2 separate regions of the Homo sapiens genome follow, and region 1 is linked to region 2. A link is a loop called in an ENCODE intact Hi-C map of the cell type or tissue named here. Cell type or tissue: IMR-90. All regions are shown on one strand. Links, peaks and the distances in the headings refer to the core of each region. The heading gives the core; the rest is flanking DNA.

Region 1 (12,530 bases), core at 2,561-10,560, 400 kb before region 2:
GACTAATATAGTAAATTGGTACCAATAGAGTGGGGCGCTGCTGAAAATATACCCAAAAGTGTGGAGCGACTTTGGAACCGGGTAACAGGCAGAGGTTGGAACAGATTGGAGGGCTCAGAAGAAGACAGGAAAATGTGGGAAAGATTGGAACTTCCTAGAGACTTGTTGAATGGCTTTGACCAAAATGCTGATAACAATATGGACAATAAAATTAAAGTCCAGGCTGAGGTGGCCTCAGCTGGAGATGAGGAACTTGTTGGGAACTGGAGCAAAGGTGACTCTTGTTATGCTTTAGCAAAGAGACTAGCAGTATTTTCCTCTGCCCTAGAGATTTGTGGAACTTTGAACTTGAGAGAGATGATTTAGGGTATCTGGTAGAAGAAATTTCTAAGCAAAGCATTCAAGAGGTGACTTGGGTGTTGTTAAAGGCATTCTGTTTTATAAGGGAAGCAGAGCATAAAAGTTAGGAAAATTTGCAGCCTGACAATGCAATAGAAAAGAAAAACCTATTTTCTGAGCAGAAATTCAAGCTGGCTGCAGAAATTTGCATAAGTAATGAGGAGCTGAATGTTAATCCCCAAGACAATGGGGAATATATCTGTAGGGCATGTCAAAGGTCTTCACAGCAGCCCCTCCTATCACCAGTCTGGAGGCTGGGCCCTGGTCCCCCTGCTGTGGGCAGCCTAGGGACTTGGTGCCCTGCATCGCAGCCTGCTGCAGTTGTGGCTGAAAAGGGCCAACACAGAACTTGGGCCATGGCTTCAGATGGTGCAAGCCCCAAGCCTTGGTGTTGAGCCTGTGGGCACACAGAAGTCAAGAATTGAAGTTTGAGAACCTCCTCCTATATTTCAGAAGATCCCTGGAAAGTCCAGGCAGAAGTTTGCTGCAGTGGCAGTGCTCTCATGGAAAACCTCTGCTAGGGCAGTGCAGAAGGAAAATGTGGGGTGGAAGCCCCCACACAGAGTCCCTATTGGGGCACCACCTAGTGGAGCTGTGAGAAGATGGCTACCATCCTGCAGACCCCAGAATGATAGATCCACCAACAGTTTGCACCATGTGCCTGGAAAAGCTGCAAACACTAAACACCAGCCCATGAAAGCAGACAGAAGGGAGGCTGTACCCTGCAAAGCCACAGGGGCAGAGCTGCCCAAGACCATGGGAACCCACCTCTTGCATCAGTGTGACCCGGATGTGAGACATGGAGACAACAGAGATCATTTTGGAGCTTTAAGATTTGACTGCCCTGCTGGATTTTGGACTGGCATGGGCCTTGTAGCCCCTTCGTTTTGGCCAATTTCTCTCTTTTGGAATGGTTGTATTTACCCAATGTCTGTACCTGCATTGTAGCTAAGAAATAACTAGCTTGCTTTTGATTTTACAGGATCATAGGTGGAAGGGACTTGGCTTGTCTCAGATGAGACTTTGGACTGTGGACTTTTGAGCTAATGCTGAAATGAGTTAAGATTTTGGGGGACTGTTGGGAAGGCATGATTGGTTTTGAAATGTGAGGACATGAGATTTGGTAGGGTCCAGGGGCAGAATGATATGGTTTGGCTGTGTGTCCCCACCCAAATCTCACCTTGAATTGTATTCCCATAATTCTCACATGTTGTGAGAGGGACGTGGTGAGAGATAATTGAATCATGGAAACAGTTTTCCCCATACTGTTCTCATGGTAGTGAGTAAATCTCATGAGATCTGATGATTTTATCAAGGGTTTCTGCTTTTGCATCTTTGTCATTCTGTCTTTGCCTGCTGCCATCCATGTAAGACATGACTTGCTCCTCCTTGCCTTCCACCATAATTGTGAGGCTTCTCTAGCTACGTGGAACTGTAAGTCCAATTAAACCTTTTCCTTTCACAAATTGCCCTGTCTCAGGTAGGTTTTTATTAGCAGCACGAAGACGGACTAATATAGCCTACCAAAGTGCTAGGATTAAAGGTGTGAGCCACCATGCCTGTCCTAAAAATTCTTAATCTCTCAGATTCTAACTCTTGCCACACATCCTCCTTAAGATGGTTCCCAGTGGGATATAAGGAGTTTCTAGGACCTGACAGCAGTCAGGGAGGGAAACATCTATCCACTGGCCTTGGATTGCAACACCTGCTTCCACATGCTGGCCTTATTCTTACAAAGCCTGGTCCTATAAGGAACCCTACCTGGAGAAGTCCACGGCACCCACTGCAGCTGATGGGTGATCTTGCTACCATTTGTTCTTGTCTCCTGTGTGCCTAGTCACATTATGAGCTTCTCTTAGATAACTATACCCAGGAAGAAAGAGGCTGGATCCAGTATTTTTATGATCCTGCATTTCAAAGAAAAAGTTTTGGCAAGAAACTTCTGAAAAATAATATATATTAGGCTCACCTTAATAAAATAGTCTAGACTTTGAATGGAATTATTTTGTATTCTTTATTTAAGAAACATAATGGTGCTATGAAGTAGGCAAAGATCAAATATTTATGAAAATGCAGGTAATTTTTTAATATCTACTGGCAGATGGCCTCTACAGGCTCTGTATTTACTATCTGTGTGTTGTTCCCACCAATCTTCTTCATTCATATAAACTTAGTGTTCACCTAGGGATATATCAATAGTTCATGAGTTTGATTTTAAATAAGAATCTCAACAGTGAGACTTATTTTTCTGCTTTTTAAAATGTAATCAGTACCCAAATCAATATCACTATTCTTTTTAAAGACTAAGAAGTTTTATCTTCAGAGAAAGCTGATACTTTATTAGTGCAGAAGAAAAAGCTGTTCCTTTTCAAACATTAAAAAACACAAACATCTTAAATATGCATTAGAAACCATTAACACTCAAGGGAGAGCTGACTGCTGTAAATTTTCTGTGGTATAGCCTCTAACCTCTTCTGATAGCTAAAGTTAATGTTTTAATGACAAGAATTTAAAAGAAAAAAATAGTTGAGTATTTAATTTGAGTTTAATAATGCTTTGTGAGTCTGCACAAAATATTGCAGGATTTTAACATTGAAAGCTGAACGAGTATTTTTCAGACTTTAAGTTATTAAAACATGTTTTCTTATTTGGTAGTGAACTTGTATTTCAGCCAAACAGCTGTAACTGTGGGCTGCCAAAACTACTCTTCTTACACTTTCAGGTTACTTGATTAAATTACTATATACATAAAAATCCTTTCCAGAGAGTGAACGAAAAGTGGACGGTGTTATGTTAGTGGTATTGTTCCTAGAAGAGAAGTTACATAGAAAAAAAACCTCTGCTGAAATTTTAATATGCTTTGTTATTTTTGCATCATTTGGCTCAAGGATCAAAATGAAATCAATTATAACAAAACAGTAGATCATTTAAGAATGGTGTTAATACTTTTTAATTGAGTTCAGAGAACTTATATGAATTAGATCTTTTGATCCTCACACCAGCCCCATACTGGAAGAAGGGCAAGGATTTTTCATTTTTCATCTATGTGTGATTAGAATTAATGGTACCTTAAGATGTAAAAAGGTCCCAGCTTTACCCTGTTCTCTGCCAAGCACTCTATAAGCCACTTTTCTCTTTCTACTTGTTATAGGTTTAAAGTATCTAGAGTTATATCCTTTATTTTGTAATAGGTCCACCTATATAGTGTGAGTGGATTGAGATTAGGACTGAAAATAATTGCTCACTCCTCTTAGTCTCCACAAATATATGTTTGGTGAATCTGAGTTTCATCTGTAAGGCCAGGATTGAAATGATTGCATTAGAGATTGAAATGAAATTTAGAAACCTTCTTCTGTTTCATCTTCAACTGAGGTCAGGAGGGACCTAGCTACATAATCTTTGTGGACTTCTTTTCAAATATAACAACAATCTCCCTATGTATTGCACATAAAATATTAGCAGGGGCAGAACTAGCAGACAGAAATCATATCTGCCAACCGTGGCGAAACAACAGTTTTGTCTTTCAAATAAGGACTAAACTCTGTAGGAGGAAAACTTATTTTGTGATAAACAGAGTCCTAAAGTATTACGCAATTGGCAAAATTTACTGTGCATTTATGGTATTATGGGTTTATTGTATTTGGGTTTGTTCAAATAATTTCACGTATCTAGTGGAAATTGTATCTTATGTGATGATTTAATCTAACCACAGCTGCAGCAATATAAATTACACATAAGACTATGCTGATTGATTATAATCAGTTGTAATCATGTCTTATAATTACATTGCATTATAGCGGCAGAGGCTGTTTAAGCCTACTCGGCACAGAGCTATATAAAGAAGAATATTTGTTACTTCTGACAGTCTCAGTCAACATTCAAAATGGCCTGCAAACAATAAGTTTATTAAATTTATTGTCCAGGCATCAAATAAGCGTCTTGATTTGCTCACAGAAGTTGAAACAGAATTGCAAGCCAGTCTAAAGCTTATTAACTACTATTTATACTAAAAATTTCTTCTTAAAAACATTAATAATTTAGTATATGGATCACGTTGATGTATCAATATTTGAAGTACATTGAATGTCAATGAATGTAAAATAATCAAGTGAGAAGTTTGGAAGTATAGGAAGGTATAGATAAAATAAAATTGGAAGAAACATTGATGATTTATTAAAGCAGGGTAATGGGTACATAGAGGTTTGTTATATTATTCTGTTTAATGTGTATGTGTTTGAAATTATTCATATAAAAAGTTATATATACTTTCCTATAATAAAGAAAACTGAACAAACACTATATAGTGCCTATTTATGTCTATATACAAAAATACAAAGGTACTCTTTAAAATTCATGTATCTAAGTTGCTTTGTTATGTCTTAGAGGAACACTTTGCCTTTACATTGAAAACTCCTAATAGACTGTTTTGAAACACTCAAGATTATTTCACCAAAGCCAAAGCTCCAGTAGTCTTCTTTTAACCTAACCTCCTCCTTTCCTCTTATAATGATGCCCACTTTTCACCTGCACTCAGTAAGCCACAGTAAACAATCATGTAGAAAATACTGTGCTTTTCTATCATCAATGTTTTATTAGTAAAAATGTTTACACTTCACACAATTAAATACAGCCACCACAAGAAGCATATTAATATTCTGAATAAGTTGTATAAGGCTCATTCTGAATAAGTTGCAAGGCTTGCTCTGATTACAATTATATGTGTATTGGAGTATATGAAAAGTGAAAAGTTTGTGTCCATTTTTAGATTACTTAATACATATCTTTAGATATGGGCAACTTACTTAATTTTCTGAGACTTCATCTTTTCATTTTTGCCTGGCTATATATAGTGAATGTAAACCCATTTGGCAAAAGTTTTACCTACAAAACAAATATAGATTAGATATTTGTTACCTCTGATTTTCCTTTCACACTTCCTATCTGGTTCTTTATGCACTCAAATGAGGATTGGATTATGGTTTGCTAATTGATATTAGAAACAAAAAAAAAAAGCAGTGCTGATTTGGAGTACTCTCATTAGGCTTAACATTTTTCTACTTGTTTGGATTTGTCTCGCTGCTTAGGTAGCAAGATGCCAAACAGGTATTTTTCTCGATTTGTCATTTTATCTCAGGTCTCAAAACAAGAAAATGGATTTCAAATATCCAATATAATTATTGATTGTATGTGTTAATTTAACTTAGATACAGAATCTCCAGAGAGCAGGTAAACCATTATTTCTGTGTGTATCTGTTTCTGAAAGAGATTAGCATCCCATTGGTCAGACTGAATAAAGATGGAACTCACCAGTGTGGGTGGGCATCATCCAATCCCTTGAGGGTCTGAATAGAACACAAGGGCAGAGGAAGAGTGAATTTGCTATCTCTTCTTGAGCTAGCACATTTATCTTCTCCTGCTGTTAGACATCAGAGCTACTGGTTCTTGGGTCTTTGGACTCTGGGACTTATACCAGAGGTCCCTCCTGGGTCTCACGCCTTTAGATTCAAACTGAGTTACACCACCATCTTTTCTTGTTCTCCAGCATGCAGATGGCAGATTGTGGAATGCCTTGGAATCTATAATCATGTGAATCAATATTCATAATAAATTATACACATACATGCTATTGTTTTCCTTTCTCTGTGTTAGGGCTAAGAGAACCCTAACACACTCACCCTTTTAAAAATAACAGTTAGGCTTTCTGTGCCATACTGTTTAAGAATATAACACAGAAATAATCTGTCACCATAACTTCTCATCCCTCTGCACCTTATATAAAGGATAAGGCAAGGTTTATCAGAAGAGATAAGAGTAGGAGTAAAAATTTCCTTGAACAGAATCATCAGAGTTATGTGATGCTCCTATATTTTTCCCTGGAAATGAGGAGAGGATCCCTGAATCTAGAATTAAAGTTTGTTTTGTTTTTCTTAAATCGGAGAGGAACTCTTTTCCCCTTGAGTCACAGGAGAAAAACTTCAAGAGTTTGTGGATCACAAAGTGTGGTGGCTGACACATGACTGGAAAAATGTAAAGGAGAGAGGTTGTAATACTTGCTGTGATGACCGATGGATGGCAGTGAAGCCAGCTGCACGTCTATGGAAAGGGACCATATTTCCTCTAGGCTGCTATAGAAACCACAGAAGATATGCACATGTGAGTAATCTTGGAAAAGACCCAACCAAGGAGGCTGTACTCAGCAGAACTAGTTTGTGTGGGACACACAGTCAGAAAGAAAATGGAGGCGAAAGTGATAGAGATAGCAAGAGACTGTGTTGGTTATCTGGGCTGGCACTGCAAAGCCTTCTAAAGGGGATAAATGGGGCTGATCTTTGTAACACTCATGAAAGTTTCCCTAGAGGAAAAAACAAACATGTAGGGATCAGCCACCCCAAGGTTCCCATTACCAGAACATAACAGCATCTGCTACAAATGATTGCCCTTGTTACACACCTAGGAAATTCTCAAGCAGGAGTGGAGATAGAGAAGGAAGAGAGAAGAAAACAATTCCCTTCTTCACTATTGTTTTTACAATATGGACATGGCCTGCACTCTAAGGAAAATGGCCTGGGTAAGGGTTGAGTTGAGGGGAAAAGGAGAATCCAAACCTGTAGTGTGTCCTGTAATTCATGACAATTCTGTAGGAGAGGGCTATGCTTACTGTAAAATATGAATCAACAGCCAGAACGAGGTCAGTCATCCCATTGACTTCCAAAAATGTAGAGAAAAACATCGATTTTCCTCCACTTTTTCCCTATAAGACATTTTTGTTTTCTCCCAGAGAGAATGTCTTATGATCCTTGGAGACTTATGAAGAAATAAATAATCATGTCAAGAAAAGAGAGATTTGGAAGAACGATCCATGGTAACAGAAGGAAGACCCAAGTCAAACGTTTACTATAATGATAGTAGATTTGTTTTCTCATTTCTTATCATAATTGTTTCAACAACCAGGATGAAGACCCAAAAGTTTGAAGTAAATTAAAGTTTTAAAAATAGAAAAAAAAAAACTCTAGAGTATAAATTAACCACAACAACCAATGAGCTCTTCTCATATTCATATTCTCTAGATAATTGTTTCTAAGACAGAAAATAAAGATAATAGTGTTCTTGAGGTTATAAAACTATGACAGGTAGATGCTGATTTGCTAAAATTGGTAAAAGACCTCCCTCTCTAATACATTTTTTGAAATAATTAAATCAAGAAGAGCAAAGAAAAATGAGAAGACATTGTAGTACTGCATTGAAAATACAATATAAAATCTTAGGTTATATTCAAGATGTTTCAGCATTTTAACTGAATGGATCAATCGCTAACCTGCCACATGTGAGTCATTAAGTGATTTTCAAACCCATTTTGTAACAGGTTTCTTGACTAACTCAAACATTAAAAATAAAAATTACCATCAAGTCACTGAAATAAAAGTGGATGAGAGATTAAAAATTTGACATTTCAATCTGACAACTAGATTGGACTATCTAAGATTGAATATGAGATTGTTAGGTAATAAATAAATGTGCAAGATTTTGTCACCTGCTCTAGGCATCGTTACTGGCAGGGAAGGTCAAGCTTAGAGAGACATAGACCCCATTGATACTGGTTCATTCATAAACCTGATGTGCACACTTACATTTATTTACATCTCAGCAAGGATCTTTACAGAAAGAAAAGCCCTTTAAAAGTAGTCAAGAAATATGTTAATGATTAGAGAATCATTTACTCAAAAATTTATATTAAATAATTATTAACTGCAAATAATAATATGTAATGGAGGACAGTTATGAAGAGTGTGACCTCTGCCTTCAACAGACTTGCAGTTAACAACCTAAGTAAACAAAAAAATCTAACCCAAAGCAGAAATTTCCTAAGGCTTTAAAATTATTAAGTTTAATTGCACAATCATCCCGTCTAGAAGGAAATGTATGACTGAGTTCTTTTCAGAAACCTAGACTTAAAGCTTTTCAGAAAGGAAAATGGTAAAAGACTTGCAGCTTGGAGCCGTTACTCAATTGGTGATGATGTTACAGCCTAGACTTTTGTCCTTGATCTATTTCCTGGAAAGATTTTTGATTTTGCTTTTTGTTGTTTAGATTTTTTAATTAAAGATGATGATGATGATGATGATGATGACTTGGTTTAATATAGCGAAGATAAAAAAATTTCAACTCACTTCCCAATTCTAATTGATTATTAGTAGCTTCCTGAAAAGCTGCCTTGCACTGTGTCCAAGCTTATCAGAAAGACCATGCTGGATTCATCAGAAGTGCCTAGGGGAGGGGAGAAGCAGTATACACCACATTGCCCCCTCCTTGGCCTAATTGCTTGATACAATAGAACTTCCCTAAGTGTTTTAGAATAAAGGCATCATCCAGAGGTAGAAACAGGTAATTACAACCATAAAATTTCCAAATTAATGCTTAGGCAGTTTAGGTTGGTGGAGTCCACATTTTTGTTGGTGGGTGGGAGGAGCAGGGAAGAATTGTATTTTTGTAACTAATATAAATTGTTAGTCCCTGAGATTTAAAAAATCATCATTATATAACATCCTAGAAAATATTTTAAAACTTGTTACAGATCTACTATGACCTGACTAAAACTGTTTGATTGCTGCCAAGCAAGTATCTTCATGAAAGATCTGAAGCCAGGGAACAAGCAGTACATTATGCGTGGTCAACACAGAATGAAACTGCAGTTTGCTGATTTTTGCATCAGTTTTTATGAACTGAAATTGATATGCCACACTAAAACTTCTTTAAATGTTTTGAAATGTAAAATTATAGTCAAATACTAAAGAGTAATTTTAATAAATCATATAACCTGGCTTTCCTCATATTTTCTAGAAGTTAGAAAGTCACTTGAAAATGAAATTAGACAAAATAACTTTTTGTCTTTTCATTCCCATTAAAGTTCACCTGGAAATTAAAATTACATAAGAAAAGCATAATGGAAATCAGGTTCACGTGATAAATTTGTTTCTCTGACTACATGTTTAACAGTATTATATAAAACACTTAACCAATGCATGTTGCAGCCAGACTACTTGAATTACATTCCCAGCTCTAACACCTACTTGAGGGACCCCAGGCACATTATTTATCTTCTCTAAATTCAAATTCCTTAGTTGTAAAATGTAGGTATTAATACTACATAGAGTTGTATGGGGAGTAATTGGTTACAATATCTGTTTAGATAAACACTTTTTCTATAAGTGTTTATTATAAGTGTTCAGACTCAGTGCCTGGCATGTAAGAAGGGCTTATTAAAGTTAGCTATTGTTATTGGGAAAAAAAAACTATATTAGGAGAAAAATACACATGGGCACACACACACACATGCATGCACACACTGGTTAATGAGGTAAAAAATCATCTAATATTTAGCATGTATAAATAAATGTATATTCACTTCTCAAAACTATAAACTACTGTTCATTTTGTATAAAAGTCTTGATTAAAGCAAAAGAAAATTGAAATTGATATGTTGCTGCTTAAATGTGTAAGGTACTATTATACTCTGTAGGTGCCAAAACTGTCTCATCCCCAAAGCATCTACGTGATAGATGCTGGCAAGTAGAAACCATGGTGATATGGGCATGAATGAACGTATATGGTTGTGGCTTAGTCAGTCCATGTAGACTACAAATGGAAGGTAATGCAGTTATATTTTAAAGTCATTTCTGCATGATTGATTTTTGTCTGATAATTTAATTATGGGCACTATTTATTGGAAGAGTTTGCTTCTTATTCTAGACATTTGTCCTTACTTGGCATTCTATTATGCTGCCATGACACATTGCACTACTTACCAGTAACTGATTATGACACTTTCAGGCTGATTCTCATCCTGGCAATGATGCAGAAAGGTTTTCAGTACTGTGTGCTCAGACAGCACTATACTTGGAAAGGAAGCTTTTGCTGCTGCTGCGAAATTGGACCAAGAGTACCAAGTTCTCCATGAACCAAAACTACCTCAGCTTTCTTACTCTTTTAGCACTGGTCATAAAGGCAGTGCAGGATAGTCATAGGAACATGGGCTGGGATCAGGGGGCTTTAGGTTAGAATCGCAGGCCTGGAGCATCTGCTCCTCTTCCCCATCCTAATAGACTGATGTACTGAATCTATGGAAGACTCCCTTACCTTATCTGATTGACTGGTCAAGAAAGGCTCAATACAGAGACATGTTAAGAACCAAGAAAGGACTTCGTGTTTTCTTCCTTTTACAACAGCTCTAGAAAACAGTTCTTGCTGAGATAGATAATCCAACATGTACATGTGGGCTCAGAATGCTTTACTTAAACTGAAGAGGAAAACTGAAATAATACTTATAATTCAAGCAGAGACAACCCTTAGTCTCAACTATTTAAATCTTTCAGGCAAAAGAGTTTCTTAGGCCTGAATTATGAGTGGTTGCCTCGTGCTCCACTTCACCTCACATGGGTAAACACAGGCCAAGTGTGCAGCAGTGATTTTAATGGGCTCAGCCAGGCTAAAAGCCTAATGAAATGGTTGCATGATGAAAAACCAATAGAATTTTAACTCTGGGCCAATGCATTGAGGGAACTAAAAAAATCATCTGGGAAAGATCGGGAGAACAATTAAATGGACAGATAAATGCTACTAATTGCTAATGATCAGCTAAAATATAGGCAGATGCCTGGGATGTTACTGTACAGGTGTGGGATCCCATTTGACATTTGTCTTACGTTTAATGTCTGACATTTGTGTAACTTTCAATTAAAACAGAGTAATGATAATTAGATAAGAAAGAATCTGTTGAGTAAGCTCTCAAATTTTACTACATTCCTTACATGCGATAAATTTGACTACTTTGACATTTAAATTTTTTCTTCTGGCTCTATAAAACATGTACCAATAGAAACTAACAAACTTTATAATATTCCTGCAAATGTTTTGGAATGATAGCTTAGGCAAAATATGAATATACATGTTGATACCGTTGTGTTCTAAATCAATATGCAGGGCAAATGTTCAGGAATTATGCACTAATGTGGCTATTCTGGATTTTGTACACCAGCATCCATTCTGATTGGTCAGTACTATTGTCTCATTGCTTGGTATTTACATAGTAGCAGTTGGTAAAATTTCAGATATCACCCTAATTCATAAGTATCATAAACATTTTTCTTTTGCTGGTATTTATACCCTATATTAAGTGAGAATGGTTTAAAATATGATTATCAAAAACTCTTCTTCTATTAAAAATAATTTATATGGAAAACACAATAAACTTTCATTCAAATAAAATTTTCTGCATATTATTGATTAATTACTGTTTGGCCTTTTTTCTATGGATAATGTTTAATCATGTAAACATTTTAAGCCAAAAAGCTTTTCACTTAACAGAGTCACATAATGTAGTTTAATAGTCAAGTTATTTTAATTTGATTGTTTAATTTTACAACTTAGGTTGTGTAAATGCACACATCTGCAATGCAAATATAAATACTCCAGTTTCGGAGGTGGTTCCAAGATGGCTGAATAGGAACAGCTGGTCTGCAGCTCCCAGCGTGATCAAAGCAGAAGATGGGTGATTTCTGCATTTCCAACTGAGGTACCTGGTTCATCTCATTGGGACTGGTCAGAAAGTGGGTGCAGCCCACAGAGGGCGAGCCGAAGCATGGTGGGGCATCACATCACCCAGGAAGTGCAAGGGGTTGGGGGATTTCCCTTACCTAGCCAAGGGAAGCCGTGACAGACTGTACTGGGAAAATCAGGACACTGCCACCTAAACACTGCACTTTTCCAATGGTCTTAGCAAATGGCACACCAGGAGATTCTATCCAGCACCTGGCTCAGCAGGTCCCACGGCCATGGAGCCTTTCTCACTGCTAGTGCAGCACTCCGAGATCAAACTGCGAGGTGGCAGCCTGGCTGGGGGAGGGGCCTGTGCCACTGCTGACGCTTGAGCAGGTAAACAAAGCAGCCAGGAAGCTTGAACTGGGTGGAGCCCAGCACAGCTCAACTAGGCCCTCCTGCCTCTATAGACTCCACTTCTGGAGGCAGGTCATAGCTGAACAAAAGGAAGCAGAAACTTCTGCAGACTTAAACGTCCCTGTCTGACAGCTCTGAAGGGAGCAGTGGTTCTCCCAGCCCAGTGTTTGAGCTCTGAGAAT
Region 2 (12,530 bases), core at 3,076-11,075:
AAATAACCAGTAGATTGATTTAATATATGGAAGCTAGTATTATATTTAGTTTTAAGCTATGAATATAAAAAATATTAAGCACTTTTTCATATTTTAGCTTCCTCTTACATGTTTTATTTGAAAAAGCAAAAGAAAAAATGTGGAGCTCTGAAAAAAGAGAAACTACTAGAAAACGTTTATGTAAAATAGTTACTATAAAATTTCATTTATTTAAAAGACTTCAAATAAAGGAGGAAGAGGCAACAGAGAAACAACATTTACATAGTGCTGGTAGCAAAACAGAAATAATTCTTATTGATAAAATAATTACCAACGTAATACTTCAAGATATTTTGGCATATAATTTTAGATAATATGATATATGCATAAAGGACTGACATTAAAGCTGAACTTAACAGTAGAAAGAAATGGTTAAATATACTGATAATTTAGTATGTGCCAGGAACTTGTTAAATATTTAATATACATTATCTCATTTAAGTCTAATAAAAAGAAACGAGATATATACTATATACTATTGTTATTCCTATTTTACCAATGAGAAATCTCAGGAAGAGATTATTAAAAAGTTTTTCAAGTTTACACTCTATAGAAAAATTTTTAAGTACCCCAAAGGGGAGCCAGACCAAAGCATTTGGCTTCCAGAGTCCAAGCTTCTAAGGAATTCATAGATGCATTCACAGATGCAGTCATAGAGGCAAGGCCAAAAAGGAATCAGGTGAATTTTCCACTTTTGTAAACTCACCTATTTCCAGAGAAAGCAGAAGAGAGAATACAAACAGAAAAGCTAAACAGCCAAGAGAAAGGTTGTTTCAGAATCTGTCAAAATGAAAAATATTTCTTCTTACCAGAGCTCCTTTTGGTTATTTCAACCTGAACATGAATGTTCAGAAAACCAGGAGACAGAGAATGAACAGAAGTATTTCTTGCCTCTTAATTCTCTAGCTAAAGCAATGGCAGTAATTCTCAGTTGCTAAGGAATTGTTTCAAGTCTAGTCCTTTGCTGATGATGGAATTTTCTTGACTTCCAAGCATTCAAGAACCCAAACTGATGCAAATGTGCTTCCACCAGAATCCATGGCCACATAATTTGCAGAGCCCAGTAAAAAACAAAAATGTGAGGCTCAGTATTCATGAACTATTAAGAATTTCAAAATGTTTACAGGAGAACATTAAACCAAACTCAGACCCCTGTGTCTGCATTGTTTGTATAGCCATGAAGCTTGACTACTCACAGCCAAATTCTGAGTGCTATTCTGTGAATTCTTCAAAGGGAGAAGGCTTGTGACCATTTATAGTATGTGCCTTTGGCCAGAAATTTTGAATATTTGTAACATATAATATTTTAGTTTTCTTCCCTCATTTGAGGCAGATTTATTTGTGGCATTCAATTATAACGTTCTTACTTTATTCAGGACACTACAAGAAAAAGACTTTATATTTTCTGAGAGGAAATAAGGATTCCTGTGATTTCTGGATAATCTTTAAAGAGAGACTTTGAACAGAGCACATGTTGATGTTATTATTTTCTTCCTTTTTAATGTAGTCTAGTTCTGGAAAAGGGGTACATAGATCTTTGTGTAACCACCCAAGAGCAATAAAAATAATTAGAGTTTATCCTATCTTTTAAACATGAAGAGAAAACATCATTACATGTTGGTTTCAGAAGGCATCCATCCTATATGGGGTTGGGGGAGAGAGTTGGAAGAGCAAACATGAAGAGTAATGACAGCAAACTTTTCCTTCTATACCTCACTCAAAGTTTCCCCTGCCTCCAATTTTATCATCTCACCATTTTCAAGTAGAATTGGCAGGATTGAAACTAGGTAATTTTGATGGGGAAAATATTGGCCATGTGAGAATGAAAGGGCGACCCACCAAACACATTAGCACCTATATAGAACAAGGTGCAAATAGAAGATAACCAATAAATATGTACAGAGGTAATAATTTTATTACTACTATGAAATTTACCAAATATAAACTTACATTATTGTAAGTTATAACATAGAGGAGGGGTCAGGGTAGGGAAAACTGGATTGTTGAGAGACACAATCATAAATTAGCCTTTATCTAGCAATTGCTAGGAGCTATGCCTTATCATCTATTACATCCATCAGAGCTTTATCATGTGACTCTGCTTGAATACCACTGAGGAACACCATTCTCAGATTGCGTAACGTACTTGGCTCCACCTAGAGTTGTGCTTTTTGGAATTCCTGAAGAAAATATTACTGATGCAATACCACTGAATGACAATAAACACTTTATTAGCATTTAAAACAAAGCTATTAGATGTTATAACTACGTGCTAGGAGGAAGCAGTGAAAAAGGGAGTGGTGGATAAAGGGATGACTAAACTGATAAATTAATGAAGAACTAACAAATACCATAAAATAGATTCTTTCATTTTGACTATTATTTGGAGATGAAATATTGAATAAACCACTGAAAGCATGTTTAAGTTTTGATATGTCATAATATATGTGAAAACAGGTACCATATTGCTACAATCCCTTCTTGAATTGTGTTTCTGAAGCTTAATTTGTAAGACTTAAGCATTTCTCCTCTCTTAACCTTCCCATTCCTCATGAATAATTTTTTGGTAGAATCCCATGTTTTCTGATTATATAGAGACTTAACTTAGTTATGTCCTTTGTTGAATGTTGAATATTTAAATACAGCTTTTATTTTAACTGCAAGCTTTTTCTTGTAGCTAGAGTTTTTGATTTTGAGAAGAATAAATCTCTTCCCAAATGGCTTCTGTTTATCTTTAAAAGCAATTTATAAGGAAAATAAATCTGTCATAATCAGGTCACCCCAGACATAGTGCTAAAAGCATTCTAATATCTGAGAAATCCTGTGAAATAAGAAGCAATGCTGATTCTGCTCTTAAATGTCACCTAATGGTCTTATATAAGGTTGTCAATTTTAGTGTTAGTTGATTGTTACATCTTAGAAAAAAATTAACTGAACTGAAGTATATTCAGCATATACGTTGTTTTACAATAATTTTTTAACATAGTTTCTTTTGGGACACTTAACAATTTTCCCATTGATTAAATATGCCTACTTGAATTAGATGTAGTTGCTTTACTATACAACTATCTTAGAGGCATTTTGGGAGCTCTGAGCTAGATGTGGGGTTTTGGATTTCATTATTCAGGCTTTTAAAAAATAATAAAATAAAATGCAGCCAACAGCAGGATTGACGTGAAACAAATAATCAAACATCCAGTTATTTTTGAGGAATCAGTTAATTAAATGCTAATGCTGACTGAGCTTGTGTTTTTGTATGTGTTTAATTTTTTTTAAAGAGTTTATGCATTACACATAGAGTTTGTATGTGTGCTCAGGAACAATGCAGTATACAAATTACAAGAATAATTTTTATTCTATGGCAATTGGCTTCATCTTCTCCAATAATTGTTCAGTGCTACAAATAAATTACAGCCATTAGGTGAATTTGGTCAATTATTTTGATAAAAGTTGCAGTGGCAATTAATACTTTTTGGCTATAATATTAATATTATCTGAGTCAGATAGTAATTTTATGCCATGAGTGGATATTTGGAATGCACATCATTTTGCTATTAGCTTATTATAAACTGAAAAGAAAGTTTTCATTACCTAAGGCAAGAATTACAAGCAATTTCAAGAATCTTTAAAATGAAAGGATAATGGGAATTCTTTGAGATACCTCTGACAAGGTCCATGTTCTCCCAGTGAGGGTCAGAGTTCAATTCCTGAACTCATCCATCACATTCTGACTGGCAAGGGCTGAATAGCTGTAAAGACTGCACAGGAGAAAGGGCGCCCTTGCTGACCTCCTAAATCACTTTCACACACACAGTTCAATAAATACACACATCCACTCACAAACACCATGCACAAATAACAATGCATTTTAACTCATTATTAGGACAAGCAAGTTTTAAGATTCTTGGATCCCTAAGGGGTTTATATATTTGAGATTTTCTTTTAAATGCTTATTTTAATCATGTAACAGGAAAACAGCATTTCATATCATTATTTCAGTAACAAATAATCAGTAGAAAAACACTTCATTGATGTCTTTTATACACAATGATTTTGAGCGCCACAAGGGGTACACAAAAAAAAACTGTTTAAGTCAAAACCCCTACTTACAGTCAGTCAGTCAAAACATAACTACTCATCACTTAGAAACCTGTAATCTAATGGTATTTCTTAATAAAATCAGGAATTTAGTGTTAATTTAAAGTGGTTCCAACTGCTGCATCCCACACATTTATTGTCTCTTTTTCTTTGGCTGTGATTTTCATGTTAGAGAATACAGGTTAGGTAATTTTCCCTTGAAGTATTTTCACATCGTCTACTTAGCCTGTTTCACAGAGTAAAACATACCGTAAATTTTCTCCGTAATTTTTCATTCCTCAACTACAATGTGGGCTCCAATATGACAGAAACCACCCCGTCCCCATAGTTGATGACCAGGACTGGTATATTGTAAGTTCTCATTCACTATTTGCCAAATTAATTAAATTTAATTGCCCTCTGAAATCCGGGACCTAAGGAAGGCCTCCCCATAAGTGAAAATAATTGATGATGTAAAAAACAGCATTCTTCTCAGAAGTACAAAGTATGCTTTTCAGACAAAGATCAATTCACATCTTTCCTACATAGCAAAGGTGTTTCAAACTGTGTAACTTATTTAAAGGCCAAGTAAAGTAACTAGGTGGAGGCTTTTCTCTATGTTCATGAAATCAAACCAATCTGGGGTCCATATTCCATCTTCATAATGAAGAAAAGATTGGACCAAGCTTCCCACTGACAGGCCCTCACTTTCATTCATCCCATATTTGTAGGGTCTATCATAGTGCTAGGCATTGTAGGATTTAACACATTTTTCTGAAATTAATTTAACCAAATTCACAAGTGCTTTATTCCTCACCAATCTCCTGTTTCAGGTTGTCTTCAAAAGTTAGAAGATAGGGAGGATTCAAACGACATGACATGATTGCATTATTTAAAATTTCCTTTAAAAAATAGCTTATCAAGAAACCAAATATGCCAAAAAGAAATCACTATGATTCCAGCTTCTAAAGACAGTAAATCTGAGTCTTACAAAATACATTACATATAAAGACATTTTATATAAAGGTTCTTTTTGAAAATCTCTTCTGCCTGGTGTGGTGGCTCACGCATGTAATCCCAGCATTTTGGGAGGCCAAGGCAAGTGGATCACTTGAGGTCAGGAGTTCAAGACCAGCCTGGCTAACATGGTGAAACCCTTCTCTACTAAAAATACAAAAATTAGCCAGGTGTGGTGGTGGGTGCCTGTAATCCCAGCTCCTCGGGAGGCTGAGGCAGGAGAATCACTTGAGCCAGGGAGGTGGAGGTTGTGGTGAACCGAGATCAAACTACTGCACTCCAGCAGGGACAGCAGAGTGAGACCCTGTCTCAAAAAAAAAAAGAGAGAGAGAGAGTAGAAAATCTCTTCTTTACTTAATTACTAATTAGTTAGGGAAAGTCTCATTCAAAAGAAAGTTGCAATAAAAATATAAAAAATTCCAAAATATCCTCAATACTTCTAAAGAAGGAAAAGCAATAATGATAGTGGCTCAATATTACTTACACTGTTTTCTAACTTAAGAAAATCTTGTTCTTTACCAAAAATATTTAATTTTCTAAAGTGTGAGAAAATTAGTAAATTAAATGATGGAATTGGCTTTTTTGCTACTTTCTAAAATACAATATTCTTAGGTTGACCTGAAACACAATTGGCTTAATAAAAAACATTATATAATAAAATTCTTAATTAGCATAATTGCCTATCCAGAATTTCAATTATCCTCTAGAATCTCTTTCTTAAAATTTGGAGAAAGATAAAAATATTTACTTAAGAAAAAATAATCTCAATAATTTAACTAAAATGCAAAATTCACGTTTTAAAACTTAGAATGATTTGAAGCACCAACATATTCTATGTAAAAATCAACAGTTGCAAATATTCTTACTCAAATTTCTTCTTTCTCATACCTTACCAAAGTGGATAGAAACCTATGTGTGCACGCTTGTCCAAACACATGTACATCCTACCTTTTCTGATCTGAGGCTGATAAAATATCTTGTTTTCAACACTGGGGTGCAGATTTCATTCAGCTGTAAGGTTATAGCACCCCCTAGCCCTGCCTAACAGAATAGCAGTCAATTCTGGCAGGAATTGAAGTGTAGTAAAGGAATTTTAAAGAATATATGTAAAACCTGGGTACTTTAAAAAAGTGTTCTCCATTGAAGACGTATCTTATTTTATTTGGTAGCAACCGCTGTATCTATTATAGTTTAGAATTTCTGGTATACAACCTGTTCTAACCCTGAATAGTACCAATTGCTGTTAAAATATAGGAAGCTGATTTATTCTAAAGAGCATGTGGAGCATAAACACATCAAACAGATTTCCACTGGTCCTCTAATTTTTTCCCCCCAAATCATCAACAAGCCAGACACTTGGAGTACAAGTATAGAATATTGGACATGGCTGTGATGGTTATTGGCAAATCTTATACAAATAGACAACAGCTCTCTGGGGACAAAATGTAGGCTGTGGAAAAATATATCTGAATATGACACATGTGGCCACCACTCAGATAAGATCTTTGTTACTATTCTTTTATTCATATATCATATTTTAAGAAAAAAGTTGAAAGATGAAGGATTTGGATGTGCTTGTAATAAATTCAGACTGTTTTGCTTGTCCCGTCTTTGAATCTTCAAGCTTTCCTTATTAAGCTACAATGCCTATTTCCAGCATATGGTAATAGTGCTGATTGCATAGCACCTGTCATTAGGAATTCAGGAATATAAACCTCAAAGGCTTTGATGGGAATTTAAATGGAATACCGATTTGTCAATGCAGCACTCAAGTCTGTAGTATCTGTGGGGTTCACAGGATTCCAATTAGTCTGACATTTTTTTTGCAGACTTCAGAAAAAGAACTATTGTAAAACTTGGAAGCAAACAAAAGATAAGTTTTCTCACCTTACTTGGCCCATATTATAATTTATTCCTCCCTTCGTTCCTGGAATGCTTGAAAGTCATCATTCTTTATTCTGAGATACTGTAAATCTAGATACTGTAAATCACTTGGTCAATGTACATTAAATTTAATTTAGTCTGACCACTGCTACTATTCAAAGACCAGTAAATTGATTATGTTACTAAAAGGTGATCACACTGATACTGCTATTTAATGAACTCCATGCTTGTACATTGCTCCTAATGCACACTATTTTAGATCACTTAGTCAACTCCACTCTAATTGAATTTATCATTTGAAACCTTGACTTGATGCTAATGGTCCAAATATAGCAGAGTCTCTCCAGAGTAGTCCTGTCTACAAAACGCTGTATATTGATGTTTTCTTGCAACAAACACTTGTCTTTCTTGTCTTTTTGTCAGGGCCAGTTGTCAGTTATTGAGGTGCAATTATAAGAAAACTTGCATTTAGGAAAAGATATTGTTGACCTCTGCAAATTGACTGGCAACATCAAAATTTGAAAGTGGAGCTCAGGCAGGCTTAATGGGATATATGCAAATTCTCTCCAAACACAGGCCTGAAACTGTCATATGGCTGTTGTTATTTTAAGATACGCATGATCTCCTCTTTCTGTTCTATCCCCTTTTATTTTCACTAAATGGAGTCAGTATGTTTGCAAGACTAGTCTGGCTTAAGAGAAATGGCAACAGCATTTGCTGGGTTCCACCATGAAGAATCATTACCAGTGCCAGTGGGCTTCATAAACGAGCCCCAGAGAAAAAGTGAAACGGATGTGAAGTGATATTAAAACAGAAAATAGGGGGAGAAAAAAGACATGATTTCTGTAGGTTTACAATCAAGGCACCATTGTAGAAATTAGAAATGAGGAGAGAATAGTAACTGATTATTCTTTAATTTTTTTAAAGAAAGAGGAACCTAATTTAGTGTTGCATTGTGGTTCAAAAATAACTCCGCATAATTCATAACGTGCTGTACATGAGGAGAATCAAATTTCCTAATTATGATCATGATTTTGATAACTTTTATTGAACATAAGCATGCCCATGATCAAATCTCTTAATAGGAAGCTATCTTCCATTTGGTAGCCATAATTTCAAAGCTATGCTATATACATTTCTGTACAGAAACAAGATGAGGATAACTAACACTGCTTGCCAAAAATCAAATTAGAGAATAAACATATGGAGAAATAATATAATTTACAATAAGGATTTTCAACTGAAAAATTACCATCTATACAACGTTTTGGGCAAAAATTAAGGGGTTTATCATCATGGCTTTTACTCAAGTAACACAAGTCAAATAGCAAATCAAACATAATTTTGAAATTACTCAACTTTTCCAACCCCTCTTTCTTTCACATATGTGTGTCCTGTTACATTCACCCTCAACAAACAAATTTGTGAATTACACCTTTTACCTACACCACACTCCTTCATTTTTATTTGGGGTTTGATGGAGTTCTAAATTCTAGATAATTAAAAGTTGTCCATGACTAGGAATGTGCCAAAACCTGGGAAGAATTTATTTACACTTATATAATCTAAACGTTGAGATTCTTTCCTCCAAAACAAACCTCTGTAAGGAATTGTGAAAGGGCTGAAATTTTAGCCTACTTGCAAACTAGTAAGTCAGTCTGCCACAATTTCATATGTACTGGCAGAAAACAAAACACTCTTGGGTCAGAGACATAGGATTTTACTCCTCATGGCACAGAAAGCACTATGAGCTTCATGTTTGTGTCAGCTCCCTTCTTACTCAAATCCTACAGAATGACATAAAATGGTTCCTGTGGAAGCTTTGCACGCAGAGGGTTTGCATCAGAGCTGAGGAACCCTGAGTTTAGAAAACCTTGAGTTTCTGTAATGGACTGGAAGCAAATCTGCCTAATCTTTTCCTAGAGGGAAACATTATCTTTATCACACTAGGCAGCCCACAAATCTACCCTTTACTCTGAGGGACACACCATACATTCTAAGCTGCTTGTTATACAAACATCCATAAGAGATAATCTGGAACAAAAGGAATCAGTGCCTCTGCTTGTGCAGTAATATGATAGACTCATGGAGAACTATCTCCTCAAACGCTCCTGCCTGTGAACTATCACAGAACACATTTTCTGTTCTGTATCATACATTATCTTAAATTCATTTTTTTATCAATATATCGAGCCTCCCCAAGTCAACCATAAGCTGCCATTAAAAATAACTCATTTTTACACCAATAGATTTACTTAATTTCTAAGGTAATGTCATAACATGATTTGTGCTCAATACATATTTAAGAACAATTACTGATGATGATGATTGATTAACTGATTGGTGCTAATTGATTGATGAATCGATGGTGGAAATTATACTATGTCAGGCCTCTGAGCCCAGGCTAAGCCATCATGTCCCCTGTGACCTGCATGTACACATCCAGACGGCTGGTTCCTGCCTTAACTGCTGACATTCCACCACAAAAGAAGTGAAAATGTCCTGTTCCTGCCTCAACTGATGACATTGTCTTGTGAAATTCCTTCTCCTGGCTCATCCTGGCTCAAAAGCTCCCCCACTGAGTAACTTGTAACCCCCACTCTGCCCGCCAGAGAACAACCCCCCCTTTGACTGGATTGGGTAGGATTTACCTACCCAAATCCTATAAAACGGCCCCACCCCTATCTCCCTTCCCTGACTCTCTTTTTGGACCCAGCACACCTGCACCCAGGGGAAATAAACAGCTTTATTGCTCACAGAAAGCCTGTTTGGTGGTCTCTTCACACAGACACGAGTGAAATTTGGTGCTGTGACTTGGATCGGGGGACCTCCCTTGGGACATCAATCCCCTGTCCTCCTGTTCTTTGCTCCGTGAGAAAGATCCACCTACAACCTCAGGTCCTCAGACTGACCAGCCCAAGAAACGTCTCACCAATTTCAAGTATGGTAAGTGGCCTCTTTTTACTCTCTCCTCCAACCTCACTTACTATCCCTCAACCTCTTTCTCCTTTCAATCTTGGCACCACACTTCAATCTCTCCCTTCTTTTAATTTCAATTCCTTTCATTTTCTGGTAGAGACAAAGGAGACGCGTTTTATCCGTGGACCCAAAACTCCAGTGCTGGTCACGGACTGGGAAGGCAGCCTTCCCTTGGTGTTTAATCATTTCAGGGACGCCTCTCTGATTATTCACCCATGTTTCAGAGGTGTCAGACCACGCAGGGACGCCTGTCTTGGTCCTTCACCCTTAGAGGCAAGTCCCGCTTTTCTAGGGGAGGGGAAAGTACCCCAACCTCATATCTCTGTGCCCTGATCCCTTATTTCCACACCCCAACCTCTTATATCTCTGTGCCCCGATCCCTTATTTCCGTGCCCCTACCTCTCCCGCTTTTCTGGAGGGTAAGAACCCCCAAACCCCTTCCCTCCGTTTCTCTACTCTCTCTTTTCTCTGGGCTTGCCTCCTTCACTGTGGGCAACCTTCCACCCTCCATTGCTCCTTCTCCCTTAGCCTGTGTTCTTAAGAACTTAAAACCTCTTCAGCTCTCACCTGACCTAAACTCTCAGCATCTTATTTTCTTCCGCAATGCCACCTGACCGCAATACAAACTCGACAGTAGTTCCAAATAGCCAGAAAACGGCACTTTCAATTTTTCCATCCTGCAAGATCTAAATAATTCTTGTTGTAAGATGGGTAAATGGTCTGAGGTGCCTGACGTCCAGGCATTCTTTTACACGTCGGTCCCTCTCTAGTCTCTGTTCCCAATGCAACTCATCCCAAATCTTCCTTCTTTCCCTCCCACCCGTCCCCTCAGTCCCAACCCCAAGGGTCGCTGAGTCTTTCTAATCTTCCATTTCTACAGACCCATCTGACCTCTCCCCTCCTCCCCAGGCTGCTCCTCGCCAGGCCGAGCTACGTCCCAATTCTTCCTCAGCCTCTGCTCCTCCACCCTATAATCCTTTTATCACCTCCCCTCCTCACACCTGGTCCGGCTTACAGTTTCGTTCCGTGACCAGCCCTCCCCCACCTGCCCAGCAATTTACTCTTAAAAAGGTGGCTGGAGCTAAAGGCATAGTCAAGGTTAATGCTCCTTTTTCTTTATCCCAAATCAGATAGCGTTTAGGCTCTTTTTCATCAAATATAAAAATCCAGCCCAGTTCATGACTTGTTTGGCAGCAACCCTGAGACACTTTACAGCCCTAGACCCTAAAAGGTCAAAAGGCCGTCTTATTCTCAAAATACATTTTATTACCCAATCTGCTCCCGACATTAAATAAAACTCCAAAAATTAAATTCCGGCCCTTAAACCCCTCAACAGGATTTAATTAACCTCACCTTCAAGGTGTACAATAATAGAAAAAAGTTGCAATTCCTTGCCTCCACTGTGAGACAAACCCCAGCCACATCTCCAGCACACAAGAACTTCCAAACGCCTGAACCACAGCGGCCAGGCCTTCCTCCAGAACATCCTCCCCCAGGAGCTTGCTACAAGTGCCAGAAATCTGGCCACCAGGCCAAGGAATGCCTGCAGCCCGGGATTCCTCCTAAGCCACGTCCCATCTGTGCGGGACCCCACTGGAAATCGGACTGTCCAACTCACCTGGCAGCCACTCCCAGAGCCCCTGGAACTCTGGCCCAAGGCTCTCTGACGGCTTCCCAGATCTTCTTGGCTTAGCGGCTGAAGACTGACTCTGCCCGATCACCTCGGAAGCCCCCTAGGCCATCACGGACGCCGAGCTTCGGGTAACTCTCACGGTGGAAGCTAAGCCCGTCCCCTTCTTAATCAATACGGAGCCTACCCACTCCACATTACCTTCTTTTCAAGGGCCTGTTTCCCTTGCCTCCATAACTGTTGTGGGTATTGACGGCCAGGCTTCTAAACCTCTTAAAACTCCCCAACTCTGGTTCCAACTTAGACAATACTCTTCTAAGCACTCCTTTTAGTTATCCCCACCTGCCCAGTTCCCTTATTAGGCCGAGACACTTTAACTAAATTATCTGCTTCCCTGACTATTCCTGTATTACAGCTACATCTCATTGCTGCCCTTCTTCCCAATCCAAAGCCTCCTTTGCGTCCTCCTCTTGTATTCTCCCACCTTAACCCACAAGAATAAGATACCTCTACTCCCTCCTTGGCGACCGATCATGCACCCCTTACTATCTCATTAAAACCTAATCACCCTTACCCCGCTCAATGCCAATATCCCATCCCACACCATGCTTTGAAAGGATTAAAGCCTGTTATCACTCACCTGCTACAGCATGGCCTTTTAAAGCCTATAAACTCTCCTTACAATTCCCCCATTATACCTGTCCTAAAACCAGACAAGCCTTCCAAGTTAGTTCAGGATCTATGCCTTATCAACCAAATTGTTTTGCCTATCCACCCCATGGTGCCAAACCCATATACTCTCCTATCCTCAATACCTCCCTCCACAATCCATTATTCTGTGCTGGATCTCAAACCTGCTTTCTTTACTATTCCTTTGCACCCATCATCCCAGCCTCTCTTCGCT

Evidence for each region. A loop is a pair of places that touch in the nucleus more often than their neighbours do. Peaks named below come from ENCODE experiments on the same cell type or tissue, not always from the same donor. Only the 100,000 strongest peaks of a DNase experiment are listed, where the experiment ranks them.
Region 1: a loop joins it to region 2, with 4 times the contacts of the local background. A loop is called at or near these places in 2 of 110 quality-filtered maps.

Annotation. Positions count from the first base shown.
Region 1 is chr1:79,894,081-79,906,610 of GRCh38, reverse strand. No RefSeq gene overlaps it. Among named protein-coding and RNA genes, the nearest start is that of LINC02792, 580 kb to the right of the region's middle. In IMR-90, for the core only: a CTCF peak has its summit at 6,480; a DNase peak (open chromatin) is centred at 6,490; H3K27ac peaks cover 539 bases.
Region 2 is chr1:79,490,994-79,503,523 of GRCh38, reverse strand. No RefSeq gene overlaps it. Among named protein-coding and RNA genes, the nearest start is that of LINC02792, 170 kb to the right of the region's middle. In IMR-90, for the core only: a CTCF peak has its summit at 6,162; no DNase peak of the experiment used is centred there.